Linked DNA regions of Mus musculus: all the other regions are linked to region 1. The links are chromatin loops, found by intact Hi-C in ENCODE. Cell type or tissue: heart. All regions are shown on one strand. Region 1 overlaps Prune1 (prune exopolyphosphatase). Region 2 overlaps Gabpb2 (GA repeat binding protein, beta 2). Region 3 has its middle 10 kb from the start of Psmd4. Region 4 has its middle 10 kb from the start of Sema6c. Region 5 holds the start of Tnfaip8l2 (tumor necrosis factor, alpha-induced protein 8-like 2).

Region 1 (5,000 bases):
TGTGTGCCAGGTGCCCTCAGAATCCAGAAGAGGGCATCAGATTCCCTGGGACCAGAGTTATAAATGGCTGTGAGCTACCCTACCATGTGGATGCTGGAAATGGAACCTGGATCCTATTTCCTGTAGCTTGAAGTCTACCTAGGTCTTTTCCTTAAAATAGCTTGTTGACTTCCATGTCATTGCTAAGATGGAGGGCAAGGACCATTCTCTCAGAACATTAGGGTGCAGCTCAGTTGTAGAATGTGTGCTTCCATGGTCAAGGCACTCGCTCGGCTTGCTTATCCAGTATTTAAAAAAAAAAACAAACCATCCCTTTCTTTTCTTTTTTTTTTTTAAAATATATTTATCTATTATATGTAAGTACACTGTAGCTGTCTTCAGACACCCCAGAAGAGGACATCAGATCTCATTACAGATGGTTGTAAGCCACCATGTGGTTGCTGGGATTTGAACTAGGGACCTCTGGAAGAGTAGTCAGTGCTCTTAACCACTGAGCCATCTCTCCAGCCCCATCCTTTTATTTTCATAGGCTTGATAATTGTGGCCTTGAGAAGTGGTAACTTACCCAAGGTCATGTCTTCTTTGGCCTTCTGTTTTGCATTTGTGTATTAGGGAGAGAACTCAGAACCCAACCTCAGGGTCAGAGTTAGGGTGGGGGTTACTTTTTCTTGCATTTTCCTAAGCCTTATTATGTCTTCTTTTCAATTCTGTAACCAGACGTCTGAAGCTGAAGACATCTTTATACCAGTTTTAAATATAAAGCGTTCTGAGCTTCCTCTGCGCGGGGACAATGTCTTCTTTCTCCAGGAGGTTAAGATTCCAGAGCCAGCCCTGATCTTCCGGGACGAGATTGACCTCCTAGCCCTGCACCAGGCTGGCCAGCTCACCCTCATCCTTGTTGACCACCATATTTTACCCAAGTAAGTCAGTGAAGGACACTCGGCCTGCACGGGGAGAAAGGAGGAAGGAGAGCCGTCCACTAGAGTCTCAAAGGCTCATTTGTTGTCATTTTTTCTCGTTTGTTTGTTTGCTTGCTTCTCGTGTGAGATAGGGCCTCACTATGCAGCCTTGGCTGGCCTCTAAATCACTATGTATTCCAGTCTAGCCCTGAAGTCAGAAATCCACCTGCCTCGGAGGCTAACTATAATTGATGGGTCATATCCAATAAAAAAAAATAGTATCACTTCTCTAGTTATGTGATGTTTATGATATAAAGAAACAAAAATATATAGTTAAATAATTATTCAAAATGTTCAAAATAACTTAAATTTGCCTTTAATGTCAGAACTTTTGCTGCTTTAAGATACAGGGATAATATGTTCTAGTAGACTATAAATATCCCAGGCATGTCTGTTCAACAAATGTGTACATCCATAATAAATCCACTTCCAATTTAGGACTAGAGAAGGCTGCCAAAAAGCAACATGAGTGTGATTCTTGTCTAAGTATGTCTGGCTCCTGCTAGTCTTAAAAATGGATATTTTTCCCTTGAGCACACTGTGGTTATACCAAGAAATGATAGTTGCCTGGGGGCATTCATGCATCCATGAATTTACTGATTAAAACATTTTCCTGAAGTGGATAGAGGCGACAGTTTTCATGCATCTTTCAGTCAGGAAGAGGGAGGTAATAAAGAGAGCACTGTAGTGGGTGCCAGAGGCACGCCATTAACTGTCACTCTAGAGGACAGTGGGACTCGATGGGCCATACATGGGCCTAGCTCATTGTGCTGGAGGGAAACTGAGGGCAAAAGGACTCTACTGAGGGCAGCCCAGTCTTAAAAGAGAGCTTTGTGTTTGTCCGAGGTGGGCAGGTGTCTGAGAGGAGCCTTCAGGCAGAGAGAGGAGTTAGCAGAGGTGAAGCCAGGCAGGCATGAAATCGCACACTGAGTAGGGAACTGGGACTTGTTTTGCACAGCTGGGCATGAATTATGTGGGAAAGGTAAGATGTGAGTTGATGGGACTAAGGTAGGCAGGGTACAGATCATGGAGTCCTTGTAGGCCTCTCTAAGGAGATTGGACTGTATTTTGGGGTAGTAGAAAACTTAATTATAGTTATTCCAGGTCCTAACAGAATAAAGTTTTTTGTTGTTGTTGTTTTTGATTTTCATTTTGTTTGTTTTTCAAGTGATCATCCAGGAATCTTTTGAGGGACGGCTTAGATGAGCCCTTAATTGAAACAGTTCAGGTAGGGGATACTGATGGGCCTAGAAGGCCGTAGCACAGGGCTGGAAAGGAAGACATGGTGACTTTCGTGATGTTTCATTGTCAAGAGAGCAAGGTCAGGTATAGAGTTCAGTTGGAAAGGTGACCCTAAAGGACAGTGACCGTGTAGGTATTTACAGCAGAAACGTCACAGAGTTCACTTGTGTGCTGTTTAAAAGCTGCTTCTGATTCCACGTCAGAGAGTGGAGAGGGGACGGTGGGGTGAGGTGACTTCTGTGTACTCACATGGGACATGCATACTTTTCCTCTTGGTGGGGAGTTGGAGATCCATTTGGGCAGCTGGAGAGCTCTTACCTGCTTCTCTTTCTGTTTTCTGTTAACCACCACCCTCCCCAGAAGCGATGCAGCTCTGGAGGAGGCCGTAGCAGAGGTGCTGGACCACCGACCAATTGAGCAGAAATACTGTCCTCCCTGTCACGTTTCAGTTGAGCTGGTGGGGTCCTGTGCCACCCTGGTGACAGAGAGAATCCTGCAGGGGGCACCAGAGACCTTGGACAGACAAACTGCAGCCCTACTGCATGGTAAGGAATCAGGTTTGGGTTGTGACCTTTGCCCTTATCCCGGAATGGGGGCGGTGAAAGTCTAGACTCCAGCCTCACTGGTGGCGGTGACTCTTGAAGTTTACTCACCCCAGAGGGCCAGGGTTCCTGCAGCAGCTGGTCATTGTTTCACTGCCTGGGTTGGAGTTAGTACAGGGGAAGCAGAGGGCACGGGTCTTGGTGGTTCCCGTTTGCAGCAATGTTTAAAGGAAAGAGGACTCACTGAAGAAACAGGAAACATCTCTGATAGCAGTTCCACCAGGAAATGGTTGTTATATCTCCAGCAGGCCTCTTAACCTTCCCTTTTATATTTTTCCACGGGGTGTGTAGTGCTGATCTCATTTAGATTAGACTAGGCACACTCTTCCAATATTAAGATACTGTGATGGAAGACCAAATCCAGACAGAAGAGAAGCACAAAGCTTCATCCATAGCCAACAAACTTTTTGAAATTGACAGCTGCCGGGCAGTGGTGACGCACGCCTTTAATCACAGCATTTGGGAGGCAGAGGCAGGCAGATCTCTGAGTTCGAGGCCAGCGTGATCTACAAAGACAGTTCCAGGATAACCAGGGCTACACGCAGTTGGGTGGGTAGGGAATGGAGAGGGAGCTGGGGTAGGGGAAAGAATATGAAATTTTCAAAGAATAAAGAAAATTGTAAAAAAAAAATTTAAAAAGATAGTGTAATGGAATTTGGTTTGCTGAAGAGCTAGATTCCTTCTGGAATCTACAAGACTCAGGATGCCCAGTCTCCTTGTTTTACTTTTTTTATTTTTTAATTTTATGTGTATGGGTATTTTGTCTGTGTATATATGTCTGTGTACCGTGTGTATGCTGGGTACCTGAGGAGGCCAGAAGAGGGCTTCAGATCTCTTGAGATGAGAGTTATAAACTGCCATATTGGTTATTTGACTCAAACCCAGGCCCTCTGGAAGAGCAGCCAGTGCTCTCAACTGCTGAGCAATCTGTACAGCTCCACACCCAGGCTTCTGTCTGTCTGTCCATGTCCCTAACTGCATTGTACTTTGGGAGTTTTCTCTTAGGACATGGTCAATCCAAGTGTATTATTTTGACTTCAGTGGGGTTGCCTGGGTTGTATCCTCTGAATTGTGTTCATTGGATTTGGAGTTATATATGTGCTAAAGATTGTGAGTGGAGGGTTCACTCACACACAGGACTCCTGCTCTGCCTTATCCCTTATAGGAACCATCATCCTGGACTGTGTCAACATGGATACCAACATTGGGAAGGCAACCCCAAAGGACAGCAAATATGTGGAAGAACTGGAAGCCCTTTTCCCAGATCTGCCCAAAAGAAAGGACATATTTGATTCCCTGCAGAAGGCCAAGTTTGACGTCTCAGGTATGATGTGTCATATTTTCCATGAGAGAGTCAGTGGGCAAGCTTTGATTTCAGAGCATAGAAATGGTAATGAGTAACATACATGTCTGCTCACGAACAGATGAGTCATGTTATGTCATTCCATCCTGAGCCTGCGAGAGGATTATAGCCGGTCTTTGCTCCTTTGGGGGTTCTTTTTCCTACCCTTTCTCCCCCTAGTTTCAACCCTTTTCACTAGATAGGAGAGAAAAAAGGATGAGGGTGGGGACAGACAGACAGAGATATCCTTGTATCTAATTTCTTTCTTTCTGTTTCTTTGAGCAGGACTACTAGTAGAACAAACCAACCTCCCTAAATTACCAATAACCATGCACACCACCTCTTGGGGCCCTAGCATTTATATACCTTCTGAAAAGTGTCTTGAGTTGCAAATGTCACACAATTACAAAGACTATCTGCAGCTGGCAAAACCAAGCCTCTGCTAGAGGGTGATGCAAATCATAAAGAGCTACTGTGGACAGTTGGAAGCACCCCATCTCCCCACACCTGGGGTTAAAGTGAACAATTTCTTTTTTTGGTTTTTTGAGACAGGGTTTCTCTGTATAGCCCTGGGTGTCCTGGAACTCACTTTGTAGACCAGGCTGGCCTCGAACTCAGAAATCCGCCTGCCTCTGCCTCCCATGTGCTGGGACTAAAGGTGTGCACCACCGCCGTCCAGCTAAAGTGAACATATTCTTATATTTCTGTGTTTGTGTGTGTGTTTTTTTAGAGATTTATTTATTATTATAAATAGGTACACTGTAACTGTCTTCAGACACACCAGAAGAGGGTGTCAGATCTCATTATGGGTGGTTATGAGCCACCATGTGGTTGCTGGGATTTGAACTTGGTACC
Region 2 (5,000 bases), 71 kb after region 1:
TCACCATGCTCAGTTTGTGAGGAGCCATGCTCTGTAAGCCTGCTGCCAAGGAGGGCTGCACAGAGGCCTCGGGAGTGGGTGACATCACGTTCTGCTAGGCACTAGCAATGGAAGAAAACAAATAAGTAAGGGAAATGTAGTCGACTGTGCCAAGCACATTGAATTAATCTACTGTTGTCAATGGAACATTTACTTTGTGGAGGGAGTGGAACATGCTGAAGCACACGTGGAGTCAGAAGACAGGTCGCAGGAGTGGCTTCCTCCTCCCACCATGTGGCTTCTGGGGATCAAGCTTGGCAGCAAGCACCTTTACTGCTGAGCCATCTCAGCCTTAAAAGAATTTTAACCACACAGTTGGCTGAAGTCCATTTGGATTAGGGAACACAGTAAGGATGGGGCGAGGCTGAGGGAGGATTTATCTCCTTCCCACTGGTCCTCATTTTCCCTTTCTAATGGATTCGGTGACCCCATGCCTCGGCATCACAGTCAGATCCCATCACCCCAGGACTGGCCACACTTGCAGCCCTCACTTGGTGTCAGCCCCCTCTCCAGCTCTCTCAGAGCCTCAGCTTGGTGGCCCATCTGCTAAGTGAATTACGATTTCTTTTGTTTTTTATTCTCCAGCACTTTTAAATTACATATAAAATATCAAAGAACTGTGCCAAGCATGGTGGCACATATTTTAAATCCCAGTAATTGGGAGGCAGAGGCAGTCAGATCTCGATGAGTTTAAGGACAGCCTGATCTACATACAGAAAGTGTTCCAGAACAGCTCTGGTTACACAGAGAAACCCATATCCAAAAAAAAAAAGAAAAGAAAAGAAAAGAAAGGGAAAGAAAGAAAGAAGAAAAGGAGAAAGGAAGAGAGAAAAGGAGAGAGGAAAGAAGAAGAAAGGAAAAAAAAAGAAAAAGTAAAATATTGAAATCCACAATCTGGTTCCTCCCACCTTTCATGGTTACACCATGTGTGCTTAAGTTTGGCTGGGAACATAGTTCTGGCGTTTCCAGTGGAGTTGGGCATATGTGTTGCAGAACGCCCTTCTGATAACTACAACAGTAAGCTTTCAGGGGCCAGCGATATGGCTCAGCAGGTGAGTGCTCCCACCAGGCCCAGCAACCTAGGAACTCACATGGCAGATAGAGAACCAACTCCCACACATCATTATGGCCTCTGGGTGCACTACACAGTCATAAAGTAAAAAAAGAAATGAAAATTAAGTATCAAGTTACATAGCAGTGAAGAAGTTACAGTTTGTGAAGAAAAAAATCTTAGGAATTCATATAGCTAGGGGCAGATAATTGGAGGAGGTACTCTCCTACAAACCCTGGAAGGGTCTGGTTGCCTGCTCTTTCATTAATGATAGCCAACTGTTGTGATATATTGGCTTTTTTTTTTTTTTTTTTTTTTTTTTTTTACTATATAACTGTGTTTTTATACAACTGCCTCCCTTCCAACCCTTATCACATCCTAATCCCTTCCAATTCCCAACACTAGGTAGGAGAGAAAGAAGTTAGAGGGAAAAGGGGACATAGATCTCTTTTGACTACTTCCTGAGGTTAGGAATCATTGGGATCCTTGGGGGCAAGTCCAGTCTTCATCGTAAGGGTATCTCCAGCTCTTTGTCATCAAACCACAGCCATGGGGACTGGAAGCAGCCACTGCCATAGACCTTCTCCGAGTTCTCTCATTATCCAGTCCCCAGAGTTAAACTATCTGCAGCTGGCAAAAATTACACCACGGCTAGTGCACGAGACAAATCATAATCATCTGTGAAGCAACCTCTTACCCAACTCCTGGGGTTAAAACAAACACACATCCACAGGACGTAAAACTGGGGTTAAAACAAACGCCTCCACAGAACATAACTGGGTTTTTAAAGAAACCAAAATTTGCCTTATACTGATGTCGTTCTTGCATTGACATTTGGGAGATGAGAATCCTCCCTCACCACCAGTCATTTTTCTTAAGTTTCATACACATGAGTGTTTGTCTGTCTGTCTGTGTGCCTACGACCTATGTGTGGCCAAGGAGGCCAGAAGAGGTGCAGATCCTTTGCAACTGGAGTGAACAGCGGTTATGAGCAGCCACCATGTGGGTAGTGAGAACTGAACCCAACCAGTCCTTTCTAAGAGCAGCCAGGGCTCTTAGTCACTGAGCAGTCTCTCCAGCCCCGCTAGCCATTTTTCTTACCAGTACTAATTCTAAAGGTTGTAGTGACAGTTTTAAGAATTCTGGAATTTTGGTTTCTTTAAAAACATGGGGGTTGGGGGGGGAATACTACAAGATTGTGCTTTCACTTAATCCTAGGTGTGGAGTGGGGCTGCTTAGGGCTGCGCAAAGCAGCTGACCATGGTTGATGCCTCATGCTCTTCTCAGGGGTATAAATGCTAGGGCTCTGCGAGGTGGGTTGCTGGGTGTTGGTTGTTAGGGAGGTTGTTTGCAGGTTGGTAGTAGCTGTAGTCAAAGAAGAAACAAAGGGAAAGAAGTTCAGCACTCAGGAGGCAGAGGCAGGCGGATCTCTGAGTTCGAGGCCAGCCTGGTCTACAGAGTGAGTTCCAGGACAGCCAGGGCTACACAGAGAAACCCTGTCTCAGAAAAAAAAAAAAAAAAAAGAGGGGGGGGGAGGGAGGGAGGGAGGGAGGGAGAGAGAGAGAGAGAGAGAGAGAGAGAGAGAGAGAGAGAGAAAGAAATACTGTGGTAAGCTTAGCCTTACTATTTTGGTTTGCCCCCTGGTTTGGGGTAAATCATTTCTGTTCTCCAGGTTGTTAGTGTCCTCATCTGGTGTGGAGGTGGTTCTAGATTTCCACCATAACATTCAACAATGGGATCGTTTGATTGTTTTGCTGTTTCTGAATTAGGGTCTCATAACTCTCAACTCCTGATTCCCTTGCCTTTACCTCTCACGTACAGCTCTAGGTGCACACCACCACACACGTGAGGTGCAAGTCGCTTGTTTTCATTGAGTGTCCTTGCTGTGTCTCCTATGGATGGACCAGTACCACTTACTCAAAGTTCTCTGTGACTTTCCCACTGTGACTCCTGTTATAGAAGCGGTCAGGAGAGGCAGACATTGCTTGCCCTAGCAGTGCATGGCCTATGTATGGGTTGTTGACCAACCAATGTCCACTGTGCACTCACATCTATAAAACTCTCAGGAATGTACCTGGGACTCAGTGAACACTCTGGTCTATGATTGTGTCTCAGGGGGGCAAAGCCACCTTCCATGTAGCCTCTCTGTTAAACTTTAACCCTTTGATTATTTGCTATAATGTTTTATTAGTTCACTATTAAATGTCCCACATTCTTAAATTATCTACACTTAGGTTTTTTTCAAGTTTTATAGATTTATTTAGACTTTGAAGGTATTACCTAAAAAAGGATTCTAAGTTCTTGGGGAAGTACAGCCTATCATGCTATAGGACAATCCCATGCTCATTACCCTGTTAAAGCTGATGATGCTGGCCCCAAACAAGAAATCTGACACAGACACAATCTAGGACGTAGCTCACATGAGTGTGTACCTAGCTTCCACAAGGTCTTGAGCTTCTTCACCAGGACCATGTAAATCAGGTCTGGTGGCTCACATCTGTAATTCCAGCACTTGGGAGATGGAGGCAGGAGGATAGTCCTTAACTCTGTAGTGACTTTGAGGCCAACCTGGACTACATGGGACCCTGTCTCCACTGCTCCTAAAAAGTATATGTATAGCTTAATTTTCTTTGAGACAAGGTCTTGTGTAGCCTAGGCTGACCTCAAACCTGATATGTAACTTGGAATTTGAGATCCCCTGCCTTTGTCTTCTAAATAAGAGGATTATAGTTATACCTGGCAAGTTCAAGTGTATTTGAACTAACATTTAAAAATCTATTTATGCATAGAATCTCTCTCTCTTTTTTTTATTTGAGAGTTTGTTTCTTGGACCAGAATCTCACTACATAGCCCAGGCTAGCCTAGAACTCATGGTGATTCTCCTACCTCAGCCTCTGGGAGTTAGGATTACAGGGTATGCTGCCACATTGGGAGCCCTAGAACCTATCTTTATTGAGCACTAGTAACATCTTAGGACATGTTTAAAAAAATACTGTTCTATGACTTCCCTATGCTCTTTCCCCTGACTTAGTTCTATAATCCTAGCACTTGGGGGGGTGGGGTTGCTAAGGTGGCCTGGGCACAGTTAGGCTCTACCTTAAAAACTCAACCAATTTTTTGTTTTTGTTTTTGTTTTTGTTTTTCGAGACAGGGTTTCTCTGTGTAGCTCTGGCTGTCCTGGAACTCACTTTGTAGACCAGGCTGACCTTGAACTCAGAAATCCGCCTGCCTCTTCCTCCCAAATGCTGGGATTAAAGGTGGGCGCCACCATGCCCAGCTTTTTTTTTTTTTTTTTTTAATAAGCTTGACGTTTTTGAATTCTTAGCTCATTTAGAAGAAATGGAAGAAGGAAATTCTCTTGACTCCTCGACCCAGCAAGTGGTGGGGAGTGGAGGCCAGAGGGTCATCACCATCGTGACTGATGGAGTCCCTCTGGGTAACATCCAAACATCACTCCCTGCTGGAGGCATTGGCCAGCCATTTATTGTAACTATGCAAGATGGACAGCAAGGTGAGTTATACCCGGTAGACAATTGCTTAGAGAGATTTTAGATCTACCATAGTTCCCTGAAATGAGGCATTAAGACCGATTGCAGGAGTGGGGGAAAGCCCGGAGAGGAGAGAACAGAGGAGCTCTGAGAAGGGGCAGTCAGCAGGCTCCCAGACTACGTTAGCTTCCCTAGGAGCCACGTGTGTGCATGCCTGTGGGATCAGCACAGAGAAGGGTGGACCACCTGGGGCTACACAGACAGACATCTCAAAAACCAGATCAGAAGACACAGTAGACACTGGGCAGTCAGGTACTCAGAACCAGGGAGGCAGAGGGAGAAGTATGGCTGCAAGCTCTAAGCTAGCCTGATCTACATAGTGAGTTCAGGGCCAACCAGGGCTGCAGAGTAAAAGAGCGTCT
Region 3 (5,000 bases), 210 kb after region 1:
CAATTGGGAAAAAAGTTCCCTGATGTAACCCAGGCCCCAGGGCATAATTACTCAAAGGCAACTCAGGGTGTGTGGCTTTTCTTCCAAGAAGATAAGGTCTGGAGATAGGCTGCCTGTGCTGGTTTAGGAGGGCCTAAGGAAGGATGTGGCCTGGTCTCAGTTGTACAGATAGTGTAGAGGTCGTTTAGATTACTAGCTACCTCCAGTCCTGTTTGTAGGAGCTTGATATGGCTTGGCCGAGAGCTAACACAGATCACGGGGGTGTTAGTCATCTCTTTCCAGCCTGATGGGCAGAAAGAGATTTTACTTCTTTTCCACTGAAAAAACAACTCGGGAGCTGGGTGTGGTGGCACCTGATTTTAATCCCAGCACTCAGGAGGCAGGTGCAGGTAGATCTCTGCTTTTGAGGCCAGGCTAGTCTACAGAGCAAGATCCAGGACAATCAGAGAATAACAGAGAAACCTTGTCTCAAAGAAAGAAAACAGTCCCATGTGCTTAACATTCCTGGTTTTCCCTGGAGCTCTGTGCTCCCAACAGAGCAGCATTCCACAGCGTGCGCCCAATACTCTGGTCAGCCATTCATCTGCTGCAGGGTATTTACATTGCTTCCATTCCCCAGCTCTGGTGGGTAGAGCAGCCACGAGCAGGTCTCAGCAAGGATCTATGACGTAGGATGTCAGCGAGGCCTTTGGGCGTGTGCCAAGGGGTGATACAGCTGGGGCATATGGTGCATTTATTTTTATCTTTTTGAGAATTTTCCCTATGATTTCCATAGTGGCTGCACCAGTTTTCAATTCCACTAAAAGTGAATGAGTTCCCCTTTCCCCACACCCCCTCCAGCATTTGTTGTCTGTTGTCGTTTATTGTCTTGTTGGTCTTTGCCATTCTGATTAGAATGAAGTCTCAAACTTATTTGCTTTGCTTTTTTTTTTTTTTTTTTTTTTTTTCCTTTTGAGAACTCCATTCAGGTTCCAGGGTCATTTATTATTTTCACTCTTGGCTTTTTGAATTTTTGTATATTCTATGCATTATTCGTCTATTAAATGTATTAAATGTATACCTGACAAAGATTCTCTTCAGTTCTGTGGGATTCCTCATCACTGATTGTTTAATTAGCTATGCAGAGCTTTGTAGTTTGAGGTCCCACTTGTCAGTTGTTGATCTTAATTACTGTACATAAGGAGTTCTATTCAGAAAGCCTTTCCCTACACCTAGACCGTGCAGGGTGCTGTGTTTCCTCCCAGTAGTTTCAGTGTTTCACTGTCCACATTTAGGTCTTTGAACCACAAGGTGGTTTGAATTGAATAGAGCTGTAAATACTACCTGCCACTCACCACTAGAGGGACCCTGTGGTCAGAAGAGGTTACCCACCCATAGGATGCCTGTGGATGTTGGCCAGTTTTCCCTTCACCACTTGTTGAAGATGCTTCCCCCACCCCCCCGCAAGCATATGTCTTGCTGCCTTTGTCAAATATTAAGTGGCTGAAGCTATATGTACTCATGTTTGGGTCTTCAGTTTTGTTCCGTTGGTCTCCAAGTCTCTATTTGTGCTGATACCATGATTTTTTGGCTTGGTTTTGTTTTCCTATAGCTTTGTAATATATCTTAAGGTCTGAAATGGCAATCCCTCCAGGATTGTTCTTTTTGCTCCAGATTGTTTTGGCTATCCAGGATTTCTTGTGGTTCCATATACATTTTTTTGTTTCTTCTTTTTTTTTTTTTATTCCATATACATTTTAGGGTAGTTTTTTCCCCCCATTTCTGTGAAGAATGAGGTGGGGAGTTTGATTGGAATTGCACTGAATCTGTAATAGCTTTAGGTAGAATGGTCATTTTCACCATGCTAAAAGTTTACCACTCCGTGAGCATGGGATGCCTTTCCGTTTTCTAGTGTCTTTCTCCATCTCTTTCTGGCTTTAACTCCAAGTTTGCCTTTGAGATGGATAAAGGAAAAACCATATCCACTAGTGTATTGGATGTAGTCTAGGTATGATGATATTTCTGCTGAACCTCTGATTATAGGGTCCCTCTAGTGGTGAGTGGTGGGTAGTGCTTATAGCTCTAGTCAATATATTGCTGCAAAACAAATCTTGGGTCTGGTTCTGTTTGTTTTTAAGCATTATCCATACTGGGATGCCCTAGAACTAGGTATGTAGACCAGGCTGGCCTCAAATGTCTATGAAGTTACAGATATCTGTTTCTGCTTCTTGAGTGCCAGAATTAAAGACATGTGCTACCACACCCAGCCTGTTTTTCTCTCTCTTAAAGATTTATATGAGCTGGAGAGATGGCTCAGAGGTTGACAGCACTCACTGCTCTTTGAGAGGTCCTGAGCTCAAATCCCAGCAACCATGTGGTGACTCACAACCATCTTCAATGAGATCTGGTGCCCTCTTTTGATTTGCAGTCAGAATCTTTAACAAAAATTATACATTTTTTTTTTTTTTTTTTTGTTTTTCGAGACAGGGTTTCTCTGTATAGCCCTGGCTGCCCTGGAACTCACTTTGTAGACCAGGCTGGCCTTGAACTCAGAGATCCGCCTGCCTCTGCCTCCCGAGTGCTGGGATTAAAGATTTATTTATTATATATAAGTACACTGTAGCTGTCTTCAGACACACCAGAAGAGGGCATCGGTTTCCATTACAGATGTTGTGAGCTACCATGTGGTTGCTGGGAATTGAACTCAGGACCTCTGGAACAGTAATCAGTGCTCTTAACCACTGAGCCATCTCACCAGCCCCAAAATTTCTATTTTTAATTATGTGTATGTTCCAATGTTTGGTAGGGCTGTGAATGTGAGTTGGCTGTTCGCCCAGGTCAGAGATGCCAGATCCCCTGAATCTGGAGCTGCAGGAAGTTGTGAACTTCTTCTACTCAAGCTCATTGTGGGTGCTGGATACCAAGCTTGCTGGGTTGGTCCGCACTCCATCACTGAGTCTATAGCCCAGGCTGGCTTTGACTGAACAGCACAGCACAGCACATTTTCCTTAGCTTCACAGGTGCTAGGGTTGTAGGATCTAATAGTTTTGTTCGTTTTACAAGATGTATCATAGTTATGGTTACTGTGATGAAACACCACGGGCAAAAGCAAGCTAGGGAGGACAGGGTTTATTTCACTCACACTTACACGTCACTGTTTATCATCAAAGGACATCAGGAGAGAGATTCAAAAGAGGCAGCAACATAGAGGCAGGGCAGAGACCATGGAGGAGAGCTGCTTCCTGGCTCGCTGCACATGGCTTGCTCAGCCTTTTAGAACCAAGGACCACCGGGCGTGGTGGCACACGCCTTTAATCCCAGCACTCGGGAGGCAGAGGCAGGCGGATTTCTGAGTTCGAGACCAGCCTGGTCTACAAAGTGAGTTCCAGGACAGCCAGGGCTACATAGAGAAACCATGTCTCGAAAAAAAAAAAAAAAAACCAGGACCACCAGAGCTGGCCCAGCACTCCCTAGATAAGAAAGCATCCCACAGGCTTGCTCCCAGTCTGATTATTATGGAGGCGTTTTCTTAATTAAGGCTCCCTCCTCTCTGCTGACACTAGCTTGTGTAGAGTTGACATCAAACTAGCCAGGACGGTTTTTCTTCTTTAAAAAGTATGTATTTTTATTATTTTAAATTATGTGTGTGTGTGTGTGTGTGTGTGTGTGTGTGTGTGTGTGTGTGATCTGTGGGTGTGTGCACATGAGCACACGTGCCCACAGAGGCCAGAAGCATCCGATCTCCCTCGATCTGGAACTACAGCAGCTTGTGAGTGCTGATGTGGGTGCTTGAAACTGAGCTCAGGTCCTCTGAGGCAGCAGTACCCACCCCTAACCATCTGTCTTAGCCAGTGTACTGTTGCTGGGAGGAGACCACATAACTTTGCAACTGTTAGAAAGACTCTAATTGGGTCTGGCTTACAGCATCAGAGGTTTAGTCCATTGTCATTGTGCTGGGGAGCAGAGCGGCATGCAGGTACTCCATCATGGCACTGGAGAGGTATCTGAGAGTTCAGTGTTTGAACCCACAGGCAGCAGGGAGAGAGAGCCACTGGGCTTGGGTTTTTGAAAACCTTAAAGGCCACACTAATCTTTTCAGATAGCACCACTCCCTGATGACTGAGTATTCAAATCTATGAGAAAGGGGGCGGGGGGGGGGTAATTCTCATTCAAACCACCATACCATCTCTCCAGCCCCCCCCCCCCCACACACACACTTTTTTGTTTTGTTTTGTTTTGTTTTTTTGTTTTTTTGAGACAGGGTTTCTCTGTGTAGCCCTGGCTGTCCTGGAGCTAACTCTGTAGACCAGGCTGGCCTCGAACTCAGAAACCCACCTGCCTCTGCCTCACAAGTGCTGGGATTAAAGACAGCACCACCACTCTTAACTTTCACAAAGCCTTGTTTTGTGGCAGCTTTGCCTGTGCTGTCACATTCCTTAATAGATGACCCATGGTCTTGGCACCTCCAAGATTCTGAAGTCTCCACTGTAGCTCAGGCTTCACTTTCATAGCTTCATGGACTTGAAGAGACCCCCAACCCTGTCATGGGTTGCCTGACCTCAGAGACTCTGTGTGTGTGTGTGTGTGTGTGTCTGTGTGTGTGTGTGTGTGTGTGTCTGTGTGTGTGTGTGTCTGTGTCTGTGTGTGTGTGTCTGTGTCTGTGTGTGTGTGTGTGTGTGTGTGTCTGTGTGTGGTCTGTGTCTGTGTGTCTGTGTGTGTCTGTGTCTGTGTGTGTGTGTGTGTGTGTGTGTGTGTGTGTGTGTGTCTGTGTCTGTGTCTGTGTCTGTGTCTGTGTGTGTAGCACTTGAGTGGATGTCGGGACACAGCTTAGGAGAGTCATTTTATCCTTTTACCTTGTGGGTCCCAGGGATTGAATTTACTTAGGTCGTTGGGCTTGACAGCATATACTTTTACCTGCTAAACTATTTTGCCAGCCCAATTTTACATCCTTCATCCCTTCCAAAACAGCATCAGAAAAGCCAGGTGTGCTGGTACACACCTTCAATCCCAGCATTGGGGAA
Region 4 (5,000 bases), 110 kb after region 1:
TCAAAAGAAACACCCCAAAAGCTAATTATGACAAAACTATTTGGAATTTGGGTTCTGTAGGTGGGGGCCAGAGGAGGGGTTCAAGGCCAGCTTGTGCAGTCTTGGTGTTTCCAAGAGAAGATAATGGATACATTTTAATTACTCTTTTTTTTTTCAGTGCTGAAAAAAGAAACCCAAGACCTTGATGATATGCTAAGTAAACATTCTAACAGTGACTTTTATTTCTAGCCTGCTACAGATAGTTTATCTTGAGGGTCAGGGAATTTTGATGGGAGTATGCCTGAAGATAGGAGAAAATGTTCCTAAAAGAGGACAATGTTTAAATAAAAGCTTTTACGTGGTAAGCATGACGCCTGAATCGTGAACAGCAAAAGGTCCCATGAGGCTCGTGTGTGCAAAAGACACTGGTTCTGAGTAGGGGAAAGGAAAGGGGAACCTGGCTCCAGAAGGCCTGGAGCACCAAGCTGGTCTGGGTCAAACTATTTGGAAGCAGTGAACTCTGTTTTAAGTTCTTTAGTAAGGGAATGACTTGTCAAGGTGTCTTGTTCTTTCTTGATGTTAGGAAAGAAGACAGTGAGGCTGGTGAGATGGCTGTGATTAAGAGCACTGACTGCTCTTCCAGAGGTCCTGGGTTCAATTCCCAGCACCCACACGGTTATTCACAACCATCTGTAATGGGTACTAACTTTCAGACAGACATGCAGACAGAGCATTGCTATGAGTAAATAAATCTAAGAGAAAGAAAGAATGAGAGAGAGAGAGAGAGAGAGAGAGAGAGAGAGAGAGAGAGAGAGCATGCAACCAGGCAGTGAGGAAACACTGGGATGAGAGAGTTGGTTGGTGGCTAAGAGCACTGGTTGCTCTTGCAGAGGACTGGACTGGAATTCCATTTCCAGCAGCTCATAACATCTGTAATTCTAGTTCCAGAGGAGCTGCCTTCCTCTGACATCTGTGGGTACTGGGCATGCAAAGAGTTGCACATACATTGAAGATAAAACATTCATCCACATAAAATAAAATGCATACTTTTATTTTGAAACGGGGGTTTTGCCGGGCGATGGTGGTGCATGCCTTTAATCCCAGCACTTGGGAGGCAGAGGCAGGCAGATTTCTGAGTTAGAGGCCAGCCTGGTCTACAAAGTGAGTTCCAGGACAACCAGGGCTATACAGAGAAACTCTGTCTCAAAAAAAACAAAATAAAAAAAATAAATAAAAGGGCTGGTGAGATGGTGCAGTGGTTAAGAGCACCAACTGCTCTTCCGAAGGTCCCGAGTTCAAAAATCCCAGCAACCACATGGTGGCTCACAACCATCTGTAATGAGATCTGATGCCCTCTTCTGGAGTATCTGAGGACAGCTACAGTGTACTTACATATAATAAATAAATAAATCTTTAAAAAAAATAATAATAATAAATAAATAAATCTAAAAAAAAAAAGAAAGAAAAAAGAAAAGAAACGGGGGTTTTTCTGTGTAGCTTTGGCTGTCCTAGAATTCACTATGTGGACCAGGCTGGCTTCAATCTCAGAGAGATCTGCCTGTAGGGTCCATGTGAAGGTAAGAAGACAATGTCTACAAGTCGGTTCTCTCCCTCCACCATCCTGAGGCAAGGTCTCTCTTGTTTCTGCTGCTGTGCTGTGAGGCCCAGGCTGGCTTATAAGCTTACAAGGGTTCTCCTGTCTCCAACCCTCAGCTGCCTTGGGAGTGTGAACTCCAGGTTGAGTGGCTCTGCATCCTGCTTTTTACCGGAGCCTTGGGAAGCTTAGATTGTCAGGATCGTGTGGCTAGGCCATCTTCTCAGACACACATTTATTTTCACTTGAAATGGAGCCTCACATACCCCTCCCCTCTCCCACTGATGACCTTGGACACCCCCCCCCCCCAGCCCTTCTGCCTCCACCTACCGTGCCAGGCTAGTAGGGTTTAATTGTTAATACATTCATTGAATAAATTTGTACTTTTTCTTTCTACTTAGAAACATAATTCTACATCTTCAAATCTATCTTCTTTTATTTATTTATTTATTTATTTATTTATTTTGGTTTTTCGAGACAGGGTTTCTCTGTGTAGCCCTGGCTGTCCTGGAAATCACTTTGTAGACCAGGCTAGCCTCAAACTCAGAAATCCACCTGCCCCTGCCTCCCGAGTGCTGGAATTAAAGGTGTGCACCACCACGCCCGGCCATCTTCTTTTATTTAATTGAGACTCACCACGCCCGGCCATCTTCTTTTATTTAATTGAGACTGAGTCTCAAGTTGCTGCCCAAGGTGACGACAAATTTCTAGGCTGTTCAAACAATCTTCCTGCCTCGTTCACCAGGTCGGCCAGGACTCCAGGGGCCATCGTACAGCATCCATCCTTTGACAATTGTTTTAGTCACTGTAATTACGATGTTGCTGGTGGGGTACTGACAGAGGTCCTTGCTCTGTAGCCTTGAGTGGCCTGCTGCTCTCTATGTAGACGAGGCTAGCCTCAAGCCTCAGCAATCTTCCTGTCTCAGCCTTCTGAGTGCTGGGGTTATACGTGTGCAGTGCCAAGTCTAACACTGATAATCATTACTGTAAGAGAGACTCTGGCCCAGAACTTGTGATCTTCCTGTTACCACCTGTAAAGTACTGGATTATAGACTAATGCCACCATCTGAGCCATATATATATTGTATGTTTTGCCTGCATGCGTCCATGTGTAGTAGATGCATGCAATGTCTGTGGAGGTCAGAAGGGGGCGCTGGATCCCATGAAACTGAAGATATAGATGGGTGGGGTGTGGATGATGGGGACTGAACCAAACTTTTCGACAAAAGCAGCCAGTGAAAGACAGCCCATTCTTTCCTTTATTTTTAATACTTTCTTTTTATTTTTATTTGCTCATCTGTTTGGTTGTTGTTTTGTTAAGACAGGTCTCACTATATACCCCTGACTGTGCTAGAGTTCACTATGTAGACCAGGCTAGTCTTGAACTCAGAGAGATTTGCCTGCTTCTGTCCCCCAAGTGCTGAGATTAAAAGCATACACCACAATACCTGGCTTTTCATTTCTACACTGATATCTTTCCTTCTCTCTCTCTCTCTCTCTCTCTCTCTCTCTCTGTGTGTGTGTGTGTGTGTGTGTGTGTGTGTGTGTGTGTGCGCACACACACACCAGAAGATGGCATTAGATCCCATTACAGATGGTTGTGAGCCACCATGTGATTGCTGGGAATTGAACTCAGGACCTATGGAAGAGCAAGCAGCCAGTGCTCTTAATAGCTAAGCCATCTCTCCAGCCCTCTAGCCTGTCTTTTTTTTTTTTTTTTTTTTTAATGGTTTTTCAAGACAGGGTTTCTCTGTATAGCTGTGGCTGTCCTGGAACTCACTCTGTAGACCAGGCTGGCCTCGAACTCAGAAATCTGCCTGCCTCTGCCTCCCAAGTGCTGGGATTAAAGGCGTGTGCCACCATTGCCCGGCTCTGTCTTTTATCTTTGTTTTTGACTCTTTGAGACAGGTCTCTTTGTGGTCCAGCTTGGCCTTGATCACAGTCCTCCTGCCTTGCCATCTGCTGTGTAACTGTTTCCTCTGAGGATTGAAACATCCCATCTGGTATGAAGCTCCTTAAGCACACAACTCAAAGAAGCTTCAGGAACTCCCTGAAATTGACCAGATTCACTTGTCAGTCTTGCTGCCCTAGAGAGCAATGAAAGGATGGTTCTCAAACAAAAGGAAGCCTAGCTGCAAAGAGCTCTGAGCAGGCAGAGGTTTAGCCCAGCTAAGGCACCCAGAACAACAGTCTCCAACCTGCCGAGCCACCTGCAGTGTGCTCCAGGCTCTCAGCTTTTGTGAGCTGTTATCCATGCTGGAGTGGGCTTGGAGATGCTGTTGTCTTTGAGTCATTTCTGCTCCTGTAAGTAACTCCTCACCCATATTCCTGTAAATAACCCTAGTAAAACTCATTGGTCCACCAAGTTGGACTTTGGGGTGAATAGATGTGTATTCTGTGTCCCCAGGAAAAGTTTTGTCACACACCACCACCATTGCATGGCTTAGCTATGTTGGTATTTTAGCTTCCTCCAGTATGCACCTTAGGGTCTTCCTCATGCTGCCTCCTCCTCCACGCTGTCTTCACACTCTGTTTCCTCTGTCTGGAACTTTCTTCAACCTCCAGTCTGTACCTCTTTCCTGCCCCATGAATTCCTACTCATATTTTAGGGTTCAGATAAAAGTCTTAGATTTCTTGTTTCTGAGTAGCCCTGGTTGCCTGGAACTCTGTGTAGACCAGCTGGCCTCACACTTCAGTGATCCTCCTGCCTCTGCCTTCCCAGTGAATTCTGGGATTACAGGTGTGTGCTACTACACCAGGCTGAAGTTCCTATCCTTGGGCTATCTTCTGTGTTACAGTCTCCAGTGCTGCACACCTCCCTGCTTGTGTGTGTGCCAGCAAGTATGGAGGCCAGAGCAAGGCTAGGTGTCCTCCTGTGGTGCTTTCTTCCTTACTTTTTGAGACTGGGTCTTCTACTGAAGCTGGGATTCAACTTTTTTGCTAGACTTGCTGGCCAATGAGCCCCTGAGATTCTCTGAATACACAACACACATTCCACCAAGACAGGTGACTTCTGGTGGGAGCTGGGGATCCAAATTCATTCAAATCTCCACGTCTGAGCACCAGGCACTTTACCCACCAAGCTGTCTCCCCAGACCCACACCTCCCCTATTGTAGCATGTGATATCATCATCACCACCAGTTCTTTTTTTGTTTGTTTCTTTAGGACAAGTTTTCCCTGTAGTCCTGGCTGTCCTGAAACTCATTCTGTAAACTAGGCTGGCCTCAAACTCAGAAACCCATCAGCCTCTACCTCCTGAGTGCTGGCTGTGTGTGGCTTTATTAACTAGTAAACTATGAACCCATAGACCGCCATGCTTTATCCTGCTCAGTGAATGCTTCCTGAAAGACTAAGTTCAATATGCAAAGGATATAAGTGCTGTTGGTAAAGTCAGCTTAGTAAACTGCTTGCCAGGTAAACTGAGTT
Region 5 (5,000 bases), 120 kb after region 1:
TATAGGGTAAGTGCTGAGTTCTCTCTTTTTTTTGGGGGGAGGTGGAAACTGCTTTCTCTTTATTTAGACCTTAGGAGGAAAAAATGAACTTTGGTCACATAGTACCTTTTAAAAAATCCAGTTTTACATATTTCTAAATACACAGGACTAAATGAGCAGAGAAATAATTTCTTCTGTAAAAACTGGCCAAATTTTATCAAAAACTTTACCATACAGTAAAATCAACTTATATAAAGACATTTTGGGTTTGCAACCTTTGAATGATGTGACAGGGCACGTCCACACATAAGTGTCCTGTGCTTGCTCTGGTCCACGAGCAAAGACTAAACAAGCATGGACTGTCAGTGATGGTCTGCAGCAGGGCTGGTGGCAGCCAACTCCATGATGGACAGGTCTACTTTAACAAAGTATAACCAAGGAAACACGTCACAGTATCAGATGAATTATGTAAGAGCAAAGTAGGAACAAACCAAAAGATGAAGATGAAGGAGCTGCCACAAACAAACAAGTGTCCCCCATAATGCACCTACAGAGGCAAACGGCGGGGAGAGGGCAGATGATGCTAATATGAAGGGAAGCTGAGTACAGCATTTATTTCTCATTTTATACAACTCGGACTCTTTACAAAAATGGTTATAGTCATGCCTGGAGAAATGTAACCCACGGCATTTGAAAGCAAACACTCTTTGTAGTTATTTAAAAGGGCCTTTTTAAAAAAATTATAATACAGAGGTCTGTGCTCTATAAGCAGTCCTCCACTGTGCATTATAACAATAAGGTTTACTTTTAATACAAAGACTAGGTGTTTGGTAGTTAGGAGCCACTGGACTTGACAAACATCATCTTATAATTGCTCTTCGCATCTTTTTTGCTCTTCGGGTCTTCTGTGTCGTCAGGATGCTCAGCAGCATGAAGCTCTTCTGCAGACTCCTCCTTCTCAGACTCAGAGTCACTGTCCGAGTCATCTGGACTCTCAGCATCAGGGGAGTCGTCTTCATCGTCATCTCTAGCCACATCATCTTCTCCATAATGATCTTCTACCTCACTGAAGCCGAGTCCGCAGTGCCGCCGATACCGTCAGTTTGCTGTCGATGCTCTGCTGGTACTGAGACTCCAGCTCTTCATTAATTTTCTTGTCTTCTTCCCCTGTTCAGAAGTGAGATGTTGATTTGTGATCTCCTATAACAAGACGACCAGTGTGTTCTTTCTTTCCTGCACCCATAAGTCTCAAGAACTTTTGTTTTCTTTCTTCATTGCCTAAGTCTGCTGCCTCCCAATTGCTAGATCCAAGATCATCGTCAGGGGAGGCTAAACGTATCACCCCATGTGGGTGAGACTCCCGGGCAGCACTCATCGTAGCTGGGATCCCGACGGGGATATGCCAAACACACTCGCAGTTCTCCTCAAACGTGACACCAGCAGCCCTCACCCAGCCACCGGACCAAGCAGTGCCACTCCAGAACGCAGAGCCCCCTCCGAGTTCTCATTTCCATGGACTTTTAAGAAAAAAAGTTTAGCAGGAAGATGATGGCACACACCTTTAATCCTAGCACTCAGGAGGCAGAGGCTAGCTTGGTCTACAGAGCGAGTTCCAGGAGATAGGTTCTCTCAATGGCTCATTACTTACTAAGTACTAAAACTGACCTTGAATTCACAGAGACCTGCCTTCCTCTACCTCCCCAATGCTGGGTCTAAAAGTGTGCACCCCCACATACAGGTGCGGTGCTTTATTTTATTTTGGTTGATGGCTAATATGGGAGGGACCAGATCACTGTGGGCACGTGGGCTGGTGGTCCTGGGTGCCATATGAAAAGAAGCTGAGAAAGTAATGTGATAAACATTGTCTTCTATGACCTTTGCACCAATTCCTGCCCTGACTTCCTTCAATGATGGATTATAATACGGAAGTGTAAGCAAAATAAACCCTTTCCTCCCCAAGAATGGTGGTTCATCATGGCAATAGAAACTCTGAGACAGGCCAGTGAAACTATGCCTCAAAGAAAGTGAACCAGACCAGGTTCCTGAAGATGACATCAGAAATTGTTCTCTGAAGCCCGGCGTGGTGGCACACACCTTTAATCCCAGCCCTTGGGAGGCAGAGGCAGGCAGATTTCTGAGTTTGAGGCCAGCCTAGTCTACAGAGTGAGTTCCAGGACAGTAGGACAGTCAGGGCTATACAGAGAAACCCTGTCTCAAAAAACCGAAAGAAAGAAAGAAAGAAAGAGAGAGAGAAATAAATAAATAAATAAATTGTTCTCTGGTCTACACACATGCACACACTAAATATGTTTTTAAAGACTTTTATTGTTTGTATGTATGTGTATTCTACATGTGTGTAGGTATCCAAGGAGACCAGAAGGTATTAGATCCACTGGAACTAACTAGTGGTTATGAACCACCAGATATAGGTGCTGGGAATAAAAGTCAGAACATCTGGAAGATCAGTGAGTCACTGAGCCATGGAGTCGCTGACTCCAGTCTCTGGAAGCCCCCAAATCAGTTTTTAAATCCCTGAATCCTAAGGCCTTTTTTTGGGTTCTCAATCTGTGCTGAAGAAAGCTATATAATTCACTCCTTTAAAGATTTGTGTGTCTGTGTGTGCCCAAGTGTATGTTCATGTACTGATTTATTCAGGTGACTCTGGAGGCCAGAAGAGAACACTGGAATTCCTGGAGCTGGAGTTGTGGGTGGTTTTTCCAAGACAAGAATTTTACTATGCAGCCCTGGCTGGCCTGGAGCTCACTCTGTAGACCAGGCTGGCCTTGAACTCAAAGATTGGATTGTCTCTGCCTCCAGAATGCTGGGATTAAAGGTGTAGTTTTGCCTCATTGGAGTCTACCCTCATTTATCAGGCCCTTTAAAGCTATTAAGCTCTGTACTCCAGCGTTTTGGCTCGATGCTGACACCTGCTGGTCACGCATGGCTCAGCAGCCCTAACCTTGGCACCTACCTCCTGCCTGCTCTGGCTGGGGCAGTCTGTGCCAATCTTACCTTCTAGGGCCTGAAGATGCTTGTATAATGCTGTTCTACTACACCACTCGATGATCTTTCAGTACTTCCCTCACTGTCTCTCACATTAAAATCTGGACTCTGCACGGTTTTCAGTACCACAAAAATATTAGGCAGCAAGAAAGAAGCAGACCTTTTATTAGGTGGAGGTGTGTAAATCCGTCCTTGCCACTTCAGAGTTGGTGCTTCCTACAGAATTCCATTCCTTTTGACCTTTGTCTTATTTCTAGGTGGCTCTTGGGACACTGGACTTCTTGGTGACAGTGATGATGAACCGGAGGTGGAGAGTAGATAGGCGGGGCCTGGGGTGGGGCTAGACCAAAGGGCCTCTTAGGAGCTTCTCCATTCTGTGAGCTCTCAGAAACATCCAAGGCCAGACTGGCACCCAGCACACGGCAGGTGAGAGTCTGGCAATGACAGAGGGTGGGTTTCGGGGTGACACTGACAGGATATCCTGACCCTTTCACCTTCACCTTTCTTTCTGTCTTGTGAAACTCTCGCTTGTAGAATTCTTGGGTCTCCCCCTCTCTCCCCAGAACCATTTTAGTGTATTTAGTGGATGGGGCAAGGCTGTCTGAGAGTGAGACCTGGCTTGGGATGGTGGCTGAGTCTAGAGCTGAGGGACAGAGATGCACATGGGGTAACGACTAGAGATTTAGAGATCTACAGTATCTTCGGACATGGAAGTACAGTGACGCAAAGTGAAAGAAACCTTTGCTAGGCTAGAGATTCATGAGGGTCACGTAGAGGCTGGGACAAAAAGAGCGAGTGACATAGCTACCCTGGGAGGACTGGGGACCTAGTTGGAGATGGCAAAGGGAGCAATAGAGAGCTGGGTAAGAGGAGGGCAGGTAGGGAAGGAAAGCGGGCCCCTATAGAAAAATCATCTCCAGTGTGAAAGATCCACAGGGCAAGGCAGAAACAAATCAAGATGGCAGGTTCCCATTGGAGTGATTCGGCTGCCGGAGAGAGCCCCCTGGCTGTCCTCCCTCTGAGAGGACTCCTATTTTCATTTGAGGGAGAGGGTGAGGTTGCTCCTTCATTGCGGTCACAGCCACATCCTGCAGAGCCGGGGAGGGGGAAGTAAGAAGCAAAACAACCAGAAGAAGCACAGTCAAGGCCCATGGTGAGAAGACCCTGTCCGTAGGCACAGGATATACCACCAAGAAGGCCTCGCTCTGCTCAGCCTAGCCAGCCTGAGACCACTACCTGCTGCCGCAGCCACCCTTCAAAAGAGCGCCCTCCTTGTTGGAGGGCGAATGTGGAGGGGTTATTTGACTTGTAGCCTATTTTTTCTCATAATTTGTGTCTGTTATTTATTATGTATATGTGTGAGTAGAGGCCAGAGGTGTTGGGTCTCCCTGGAGCTAAAGTTATAGGTGACTGTGAGCATCTGTTGTCTGAGAGTGTTGTCCCACTCCTTGAAGCCTGTTTTCATACTTACTAGGCCAAGTTGCTTAAGATCTCTTAGCTTTGCCCAGAGGTGGTGGCACATGCCTTTAATCCCATCACTTAGGAGGCAGAGGCAGGCAGATCTCAGTTCAAGGCCACCCTGGTCTACAGAGCGAGTTCTAGGACAGCCAGGGTTATACAGAGAAACTTTTGTCTTGAAAAAACAAAAACAACAAAAAAGAGTCCTTCAGTCTGAGATTTCTCTCTGTAAAACAGGGCTTGTCACCCATATGAAGTTGGTAAACCAAGACAGTTAATATCAAACACTTGGCACACAGTAGGTTCTTTAAAAAAAAAAAAGCCAAGTGTTCTATTTAAGATTCTGGAGACCCTATATCTCTCACTTCTTTTAAGACTTTATGGTACCCCCACTGACATGAGCTTTGGATCTCAAGCCTGGAAACAGAGGGGCGCTGTGCAAATTCCCTGTCGGTCGGCCGCCGCATAGCCCACTGCCCTGACTCCAGCCATGCCCACACTCCTCCAGCCAGGCTCTCCCTGCTCCTCGCGGCTGTTTTGGAGACACAAATGTCTTGTTT

Evidence for each region. Hi-C counts contacts between places; a loop is a spot of excess contacts. Peaks named below come from ENCODE experiments on the same cell type or tissue, not always from the same donor. Only the 100,000 strongest peaks of a DNase experiment are listed, where the experiment ranks them.
Region 2: a loop joins it to region 1, with 2.4 times the contacts of the local background. A loop is called at or near these places in 3 of 42 quality-filtered maps.
Region 3: it touches region 1 in a loop (2.6-fold over the local background); 3 of 42 quality-filtered maps call a loop at or near these places.
Region 4: it touches region 1 in a loop (2.6-fold over the local background); 21 of 42 quality-filtered maps call a loop at or near these places.
Region 5: it touches region 1 in a loop (8-fold over the local background); 23 of 42 quality-filtered maps call a loop at or near these places.

Annotation. Positions count from the first base shown.
Region 1 is chr3:95,261,338-95,266,337 of GRCm38, reverse strand. Prune1 (prune exopolyphosphatase) reads left to right here. Exons shown (of 8, transcript NM_173347.2): 3 at 718-920; 4 at 2,562-2,746; 5 at 3,969-4,127. Among named protein-coding and RNA genes, the nearest start is that of Bnipl, 13 kb to the right of the region's middle. In heart, a CTCF peak has its summit at 2,694 (motif pointing right); a DNase peak (open chromatin) is centred at 2,707; H3K27ac peaks cover 528 bases.
Region 2 is chr3:95,190,154-95,195,153 of GRCm38, reverse strand. It overlaps Gabpb2 (GA repeat binding protein, beta 2), which reads left to right. Exons shown (of 10, transcript NM_029885.1): 8 at 4,416-4,601. Among named protein-coding and RNA genes, the nearest start is that of Gm16740, 25 kb to the left of the region's middle. In heart, no CTCF peak of the experiment used is centred here; no DNase peak of the experiment used is centred here.
Region 3 is chr3:95,050,231-95,055,230 of GRCm38, reverse strand. No RefSeq gene overlaps it. Among named protein-coding and RNA genes, the nearest start is that of Psmd4, 10 kb to the right of the region's middle. In heart, CTCF peaks have their summits at 1,324 and 2,029; no DNase peak of the experiment used is centred here; H3K4me3 peaks cover 638 bases; H3K27ac peaks cover 758 bases.
Region 4 is chr3:95,151,793-95,156,792 of GRCm38, reverse strand. No RefSeq gene overlaps it. Among named protein-coding and RNA genes, the nearest start is that of Sema6c, 10 kb to the left of the region's middle. In heart, CTCF peaks have their summits at 1,332 (motif pointing left) and 2,718 (motif pointing right); no DNase peak of the experiment used is centred here.
Region 5 is chr3:95,140,723-95,145,722 of GRCm38, reverse strand. It overlaps Tnfaip8l2 (tumor necrosis factor, alpha-induced protein 8-like 2), which reads left to right and starts at 3,369. Exons shown (of 2, transcript NM_027206.3): 1 at 3,369-3,408. It also overlaps the pseudogene Gm9169. In heart, a CTCF peak has its summit at 2,913 (motif pointing left); DNase peaks (open chromatin) are centred at 2,912, 3,342 and 4,052; H3K27me3 peaks cover 335 bases.